Regions from separate parts of the Homo sapiens genome. Here region 2 is linked to region 1. The links are chromatin loops, found by intact Hi-C in ENCODE. Cell type or tissue: MCF 10A. All regions are shown on one strand.

Region 1 (4,000 bases):
CAGGAAAGAGGCTGGGGTGGGGCCCCGGAGCCCACTGTGATGACTGTGACGTCCATGGGTGAGAAAGGAAAACATGAGGGGATGTCGAACAAAGGCCGTGACCTGGCTTTGTTCTTCCAGAACAAGAGGTTTAGAAGATTCCACAGGGAGGCCACTGCCAGTGATGGGAGGGGCCTTGGAGGTCCCAGGTGGGATGAAGAGGCCCAGAGCAAGGTAGGGTGGACCCTAGGTCACACAGCGAGGTGGCCCCCCATCCCTCCCCCTGGAAAGCAGTCCCACAGCTGATGGGCAGATGGCCAGACAAAGGCTGGGAGTGACAGACATGGCAGCCAGTTGGCCTCTGACCGCCAGGCTGAATGTGTGCGTGGTCCCGGCTGCTCCTCCGTGGGCCTGAGACCCTGGCGAGATGGGACCTGAGAGAAGAGAAAGAGGGAGGGAGGAAGGAGGAAAAGAGAGAGGTGAAAGAGAGGCGAGAGGGCCAGGCAGAGCTCCCCTGAACCTGGCTGGAGGAGTGACTGCCCCTCTTTTATGCCAGCAAGAACAGGCCAGTGAGTGCGCGTGGGTGGTGGGTGTACGAGCAGACCTGTTAATTCCAGAGGCCTTGGGGAGAATCAGCATGCGGGTGCACAAATCCGGGCATGAGGCACACTCCCTGGGCTCAAATTCACCTCCGCTCCTTCCCAGCCGGTGACCTCAGTCAGGCCACAGCCATTCTGTGTCTCACCTTCAGTGGTGTGCTGATATATGTTTAACTGGCTCTGATAAAGGGTGAGGGGAGCCCTGATGTGGCGTGTTTGCTCATTTCTTTTTTTTCTGAGATGGAGTTTCGCTCTGTCGCCCAGGCTGGAGTGCAGTGGCACCGTCTCAGCTCACTGCAATCTCTGCCTCCCGGGTTCAAGCGATTCTCTTGCCTCGGCCTCCCAAGTAGCTGGGATTATAGGCATCTGCCACCACGCCCGGCTAATTTTTGAATGTTTAGTAGAGACAAGGTTTTGCCATGTTGGCCAGGCTGGTCTCAAACACCTGATCTCAGGTGATCCTCCTGCCTCGGCCTCCCAAAGTGCTGGGATTACAGGGGTGAGCCACCGTGCCCGGCCGTGTTTGCCCATTTCTGTGGTGTAAACACTCCGCCCTGGCTGAGTTCAAGCTACCCACGTCGTGTCACTGATGGGCGTTGGAAAGGGATGTGCGGGGACACGCCATTGTCCAGTGTTTCTACCACACAAATAGAACAGACGCCACTCACCATAGGACCACAGATAACGCTGAAACACAGCAAAATAATTAGGAAGTGAGGACTTTTGAGTAGTTATTACCTTGTTTCTAATTATTTAATTGTAAGCCGATATCATTTAGTTTTTAACAATGGTTGTATTTTACGACTAGCTCACACACCATTCCTGAAATGTTAACAATTGACTCTCATGAGCTGGCCTGAGCCAGCGCCAACATGCCAGCATCCTCATCTGTAAAATGAAGATAAAAATAGCAGCTCTCCAGGGTGGGTCTGGGTGCTGGATAGCACGTGCAAGGTGCTTAATGCCACACCCTGCCCAGAGCAGGCCGGCCTTGGTCAACACTGGGCCCTTGTTTAAATTAGTCAAGGCAGAAATTATTTCCTCACATTTAGAAAAAGAATTTTTCCTGCTGGGCCTGCCTCCAAGGACCTGCCTGAGATCAGATCAGAATGTGGCAGGAGGGAGATTTCCAGTTGCATCAGGACTGACACATGTTGGGGGAGGAGGAGGAATTGTTCTCCCTGTGCCTGTCTGTGCTAGGTGGCAAGTGGACAGAAGGAATCAGAAGAGAAGTTTCCCCCTGTCTGGCCAGGGGCAGATCTTGTTCATAGGTTGCTCTGTTTAAAGGACAACCTATGTTGGGGAACCACCAAGGAGCTCCAGATCCTGCCAGGATAATGAAGAGAGGCTTCCCGGAGGCGGTGGTGACAAAGCTGGGCACTGAAGCATGCATAGGAGTTTACCGCTAAGATAATACTTAACATCAAGAATATACGCTGAAATATAAACTTCAGATCAGCAATATTGTATAATGGTTCACGAGGCATGATGCTTAGTGTTCATGATAACTGCAGTTATTATTTATGGATATATAGGCAAGGCCCAGCATGCAGCCTTGACATATGCACAGATGATCTCTTTTGATTCTGTTCTCTTCATTTTACAGAGGAGACAATGGAGGCCAAAAGAAGTGATGTCACACAGCGAGTGTGCGGCTGAGCCAGAATTTAAATCCCAGTTTGGCAGACTCCAGAGTCCTTGCTCTAAATCACTCCCCAGACTGCCATGCTGGGAAGGGGGAAGGTCCCAGCTGATGTTCCCAAGGTCAGGGAAAGTTCAGGGCCTGCTGAGGACAGCAAGGAGACAGGTCAGGCCATGGCCTGAGGATGCTCAAGAGGAAGCAGCGAGAGATGAGGCTGTGGAGGGAGGACTGGGCTAAAGACCAGGACAGGGTTTGGTGTTTAGAAGGCGGCAGAGAACCACAGCGCGCTCTCTCCACCCCGCCCCCCAACACCATGGTAGGATCCTTGAAAAAGCCCCCTCCCGGGGGGGTGACGAGGGACTGGAGGGACGTGACCCAGACCTTCGCCAGACCCCGGCCATCATGCTCCATTCTCTCCTCTTGCCCACAGTGGAGCAGGAAGCACGGGCCCTTCTTAGCTCTTTCAACCCCTCCCTGGTTTCTGGCTCCTCACTTAGATGGGCAGAAGTCCCCAGGACTGCAGGTGGACTCCTGGCAGAAGCTGGCACGCCCCGTCCCCACCCACCGGCCCCAGCCTGATGAACTTGCCCAAGCACCTACGTGCCCTTAGCTCACCTGATCCTCCCCACGTCCATCCCTATCTAACAGCTGAGGTCACTGAGGCCCCAAGAGGTGGAGGAAGTTGCCCGAGATGACAGACCAAATTAGGAAGGCACAGTCTGGACCAGCCTGCCCCTCAGTGTCTTCCCTTGGGACATGGCAGTCCAGGGTCAGGAGGGAGGTGGGATCCATCACTGCTGCCCTCTCTCTGCTCAGGACAGACAGGAGGGAGGACCCCGCCTGGCCCCCTGGAGGTCACAGGCCATGGAGGGGCCTGAACACAATCAGGGTAGGGACGGGGAGGGGGCTGAGAGAATGTTCCTGGCAGAAGGGACAGGATAGGCGAAGCCTTGCCCATGTGGACTGTGTCCGATGGGGACACAGAGGCCAGCAGGCAACTCTGCTGAGAATAAAGACCAGCCTGGGCTGGGCCTCCAAGCTAGAAGCTTCCCCTGCCCACCACCCCGCAATCCCGTGGTCTTTGTTTGTTTGAGGAGAGCTTTCTGGGCAGACTGGCAGCCCCACCCCTGGTTTTGGTAGGGGCGGCTTTCCCAGCAGTTCCCGCAGGGACATCCTGTGGAGGGTGTGCTGAGCCCACAGGTCTAGGACAATGGAGAGGCAGGGCAGGGAGCCAGGGCCGAGCGGGCAGGGCCGTGACAGCAGGGAGGGAGGGGTCAGACCAGCCCGCCTGCCTCGGGGTCTTGGGCCAGGGCCTCACTCCCTCCTCCTCGCCAGGCTGGCAGGAGGCCGTCAGAAAGCCAGTGCTGTCCACCTCTCACGGCAGCCCAGAGCTCAGAACCCCCACGGGCCCTCGGTGTCCTGGTGGGCAGCCCCAGGACCCCTGTCCATGGTGAGCGGAGCCATCCCCATGGCACACATGGCCTGTATGACCCCAGAAAGCAGTTTTGGAGCAGGAAAGGGCAAGTCTGAGCTTGAGGGAGCCCTGAGCCCCCGCCCTGTGGCCTTGGAGCCTGCATTCAGCCCTTGCTTCGGCCTGGGCTGAGCCACGGCTATTTTTACATGGCTGATCTGTTATTTGGAGAAGACCTACCATCCTCCACATCCTGTGGGCAGGGAGGGTGCTCAGGCAGGCATGGGTGGGGCGGGGGCCAGGCTCTGCCATCCAAGGGACGGCCTGGGCTGGCCAAGCTGACGGAGAATGCTCAGGACAGATGGCCCC
Region 2 (4,000 bases), 310 kb after region 1:
CATCATAAAGAACAGTGTTTACATTTTTTTTTTTTTGAGACTGAGTTTCGCTCTTGTTGCCCAGGCTGGAGTGCAATGGCACGGTCTCAGCTCCCTGCAACCTCCGCCTCCCAGGTTCAAGCGATTCTCCTGCCTTGGCCTCCTGAGTAGCTGGGATTACCGGCATGCAGCACCACGCCTGGCTAATTTTGTATTTTTAGTAGAGACGGGGGTTTCTCCACGTTGGTCAGGCTGGTCTCAAACTCCCAACCTCAGGTGATCGATCCGCCCACCTCGGCCTCCCAAAGTGCTGGGAGTACAGGCGTGAGCCACTGCGCCCGGCCAGTGTTTACATTTTGTTGTTGTTGTTTGCAGTTTTAGAATATTAGGGCTGGTGCTACCTTTTGCAAATTAGTTTCTGCGAATTGTTTGGTATTCAACAACACTGTGGGAAAAGCCTTAGAGTTTCAGAAAAGGCGGCTAAAGAACTGGATTTTAAGGCATTGAAACAGGATTGGTAACCTTTCTTTTAAAATAGGCAGAAATATAGAGATCTGCAATAATAGGGACCAGCTGCGACTCAGTGGAGTGACTTGTTTGTGGAAGTTGGAATTGATTTTGTAACTGCCATCTTTCAGGGGGTGGGAGGAGGACTCCCTGCTCTCATGTGAGGCTCCCTTGGGGCGCATTCCTGTTAGAGGTATGCATGGCTGGTGTTTTGCCACCTCACTGGGAGGCACAGTAATGCTGGAGGAGAGTGAGGCTCGGAACGTCAGCCTTCTGGTTCCCCAGCCATTTAAGGACTGTCTGAACTTGAGCAAGTTATCTAATCTCTTTATGCCATAATATTTTCTTCTGTAAAATGGGGATGTTCAAGTACTTACTTCATTGGGTTTTGGGGAGAAATAAATGAGTTGGGAAAGGTTAAGCCCTTAAAGAAGGGCCTGACTGATGCATTTGAGAGGCTTGCTAAATGGTGGTTGGATTCATTGCCTTGTGTCTGTTCTGCTTTTCACTGTGTTGTGAATTCTCAGGACGACCTGAGGAAGGAGGATTTCAGCAGCATGAGCGCTCAGTTGTTATACAAAATGATCAAATCCAAGACAGAGTACCCGCTACATAAAGCCATCAAAGTGGAGAGAGAAGACGTGGTCTTCCTGTATCTGATTGAAATGGATTCCCAGGTACTGTAGCTGCCTTTTCCATTCTTCATTTCCCGAAACTCTAATGCACTTGTCTTTCTCCGTGGTACTTCTCACTTCCTTCCGAGCCATGACTGGCACAGTCTTTAACGTACGGATTTCTACTAAATAGTTTGTTCAAGGCAATCTGAGCTTTTTCTAACATGTTTCTCAAAATTCTTCCAGCCTTAGCCCATTGCCCAATTTAAAAACCTCTTAAATGCTTTTAGGTAGTTTTTTTTTTTTTTTAAACGCTTCTTAACTTTTAGGTGCCAAAATCTGTGTTAGTTTACTTTTGCTGCTATAATAAATTACCATAAACTTAATGGCTTAAAACAACACAAATGTATTGCCTTACAGTTTTGTAGGTTGGAAGTCTAGGACAGGAATCACTGGCCCAAAATCAGGATGTCGGCAGGCTGTGCTTCTTTCCAGAGACTCAAGAGGAGAATCCATTTCCTGCTTATTTGGATCTTTGGCAGAATTCAGATTCTTGCACTTACAGGATCGAGGTCCCCATTTTCTTGCTGGCTGTCAGCCGAGGGCCATTCCCACCTTCTAGAGCCCTCCACACATTCCTTAGCTCATAGCCCCCGGCTTTTGTCTTAAAAGCCAGCAGTGGTGGGTCAGGTGCTTCTCATGTCACATCTCTCTGACTTACTCTTCTGGTTCCCTTTTTCACTTTGAAGGACTTGTGTGGTTAGATAGATCGGGCCCTCTGTGGTTAGATAGATCGGGCCCTCTGTGGTTAGATAGATCGGGCCCTCTGTGGTTAGACGGGTCGGGCCCTCTGTGGTTAGATGGGTCGGGCCCTCTGTGGTTAGATAGGTCGGGCCTCCTGGATAATCTGGGATACTGTCCCCATCACAAGGTCCTTAATCACATCCTCAAAGTGCCTTTTGCCATGTAACGTGGTATGTTTATAGGTTCTGGGGATTAGGACATGTCCGTCTTTGGGGGGGGTGATAATTCTGCCCACCATATGACCTTGAAAGAAATGTAATGGCTCTTGACAGATGGGAGCGAAGTATGTTTTATCCCGGGTGTCCAGTGTATGGGGAGACATTAAACTGCTGGGAAGAATGAAATAGGAACGCCACTGCCTTTCATGAAAACATTAGCTGTTCACCGTAAAACTCTCTGAGCCTCTGCCTGGCACTCGTGCCCCACAGCACTCTGTCCACATTTTCCTGGTGGCCTTTAATCGTCTCCCACATTGTTTATGTTGGCTATGTGGTCCCCATTAATTCTGTACTCCCTGAAAACATGTACCCTGAGGAAGCCTGATAGAAGTTTGTGAATAAAGTTGAATTTGGGGAGTAAGCAGTGTTGGAGCACTTAAATTTGACATTTGTATAAGAGATGATATTTAAGGGTCAAGGTGGGAGAAATTAAAATAGGTCGTATTCTCTACTCACTGGGCGCTAATTTACAAACTTGTTTGTGTAGCTCCCTGGGAAGCTGAATGAAGCGGATCATAACGGAGATCTGGCATTAGATCTAGCCCTCTCACGACGACTGGAGAGTATTGCCACCACGCTGGTTAGTCACAAAGCTGATGTGGACATGGTGGACAAGAGTGGCTGGAGCTTGTTACACAAAGGAATCCAAAGAGGTAGGAAGAAGTGTGTATGTTTCCCTGCAGGCAATTTTATTTTTATCCGAGTAATTTTTGAAGACTTTCTGACCTTGTTCCCAAAATTCTCAAAGGCTTCTGTAGTCTGTACTCACAGGCTACATGATCTAGAATTTGATCATTGGGTCAGAGGAAGCACTCAAGAGCTGTTGCCTATGCCGTGTTAGTTTGGCCATTCACCGTGCCAACAGGGCCCCAGAAAGAAAGGCTACAAAGATGGTACTTGTGTGAAGAAGTACCTTTTACTTGTAAGCACTTGATATGTTTGCTTGTTCAATGGATGGCTTTCTCCAGGAATTGTGCTAGGAAGGTTTTGCTTTTGTATTCTACCACAGATACAAGGATAGTAGCAAAACCATAAACCTTGAAACGTGTTCTTAGCTTCAGGGTTTTCACTTTAACAGGCTAGGCCTCTATTATGATAAATTGATAGAGTTTCATTTTGTTCTAGCAGAGTTATTTGAAATTGTAGCTATATTTTGAATGCATTGTTAATAGTTGGAAGAATACAGAAATGATAGACTTGAGAACAAAACATTTAAATCTTTTTTTTTTTTTGAGACGGAGTCTTGTTCTGTCGCCCAGGCTGGAGTGCAGTGGTGCGATCTTGGCTCACGGCAAGCTCCGCCTCCTGGGTTCATGCCATTCTCCTGCCTCAGCCTCCCCAGTAGCTGGGACTACAGGTGCCCACCACCACGCCCAGCTAATTTTTTGTATTTTTAGTAGAGACGGGGTGTCACCGTGTTAGCCAGGATGGTCTCGATCTCCTGACCTGGTGATCCACCCACCTTGGCCTCCCAAAGTGCTGGGATTAGAGGCGTGAGCCACCGCGTCCTCCCAGAACATTTTAATCTTAATGAATTAACTTGTCAAAGGAAAAAAAAAATACTAGGTTTTTGTTTGTTTTTTTCCATAGTCTTACTAATTCATGAGTCCCAAATGGATCTGGGCTGATTTTGCTTTGCAATGGTCATTTTAGACAGAGTGAAATCTGTATAGAGGTAGAGTTCCAGTGAGAAATGAAAGCTTTCCAAAGTGTCAAAGCGTTAGTTTTGTGGAGGGATGGTTGACTTGATTGAAGTGCATTGCCATGGCCACTTTTTTTTACTTACACGTAGACATCAAAGAGAGAATCTACTTGTTTCGTTCCATCTTAATCATCTATATTTTCCCCTTTTGATGATGCATTGTTATACTATTATTG

Evidence for each region. Hi-C counts contacts between places; a loop is a spot of excess contacts. Peaks named below come from ENCODE experiments on the same cell type or tissue, not always from the same donor. Only the 100,000 strongest peaks of a DNase experiment are listed, where the experiment ranks them.
Region 2: a loop joins it to region 1, with 13 times the contacts of the local background. A loop is called at or near these places in 1 of 110 quality-filtered maps.

Annotation. Positions count from the first base shown.
Region 1 is chr17:4,519,014-4,523,013 of GRCh38, reverse strand. The region is part of intron 2 of SPNS2 (SPNS lysolipid transporter 2, sphingosine-1-phosphate); the gene reads right to left. Among named protein-coding and RNA genes, the nearest start is that of SPNS2, 22 kb to the right of the region's middle. In MCF 10A, no CTCF peak of the experiment used is centred here; a DNase peak (open chromatin) is centred at 1,613.
Region 2 is chr17:4,205,096-4,209,095 of GRCh38, reverse strand. It overlaps ANKFY1 (ankyrin repeat and FYVE domain containing 1), which reads left to right. Exons shown (of 25, transcript NM_001330063.2): 6 at 1,014-1,163; 7 at 2,610-2,775. Among named protein-coding and RNA genes, the nearest start is that of ANKFY1, 57 kb to the left of the region's middle. RefSeq lists a silencer at 1,846-2,046. In MCF 10A, no CTCF peak of the experiment used is centred here; no DNase peak of the experiment used is centred here.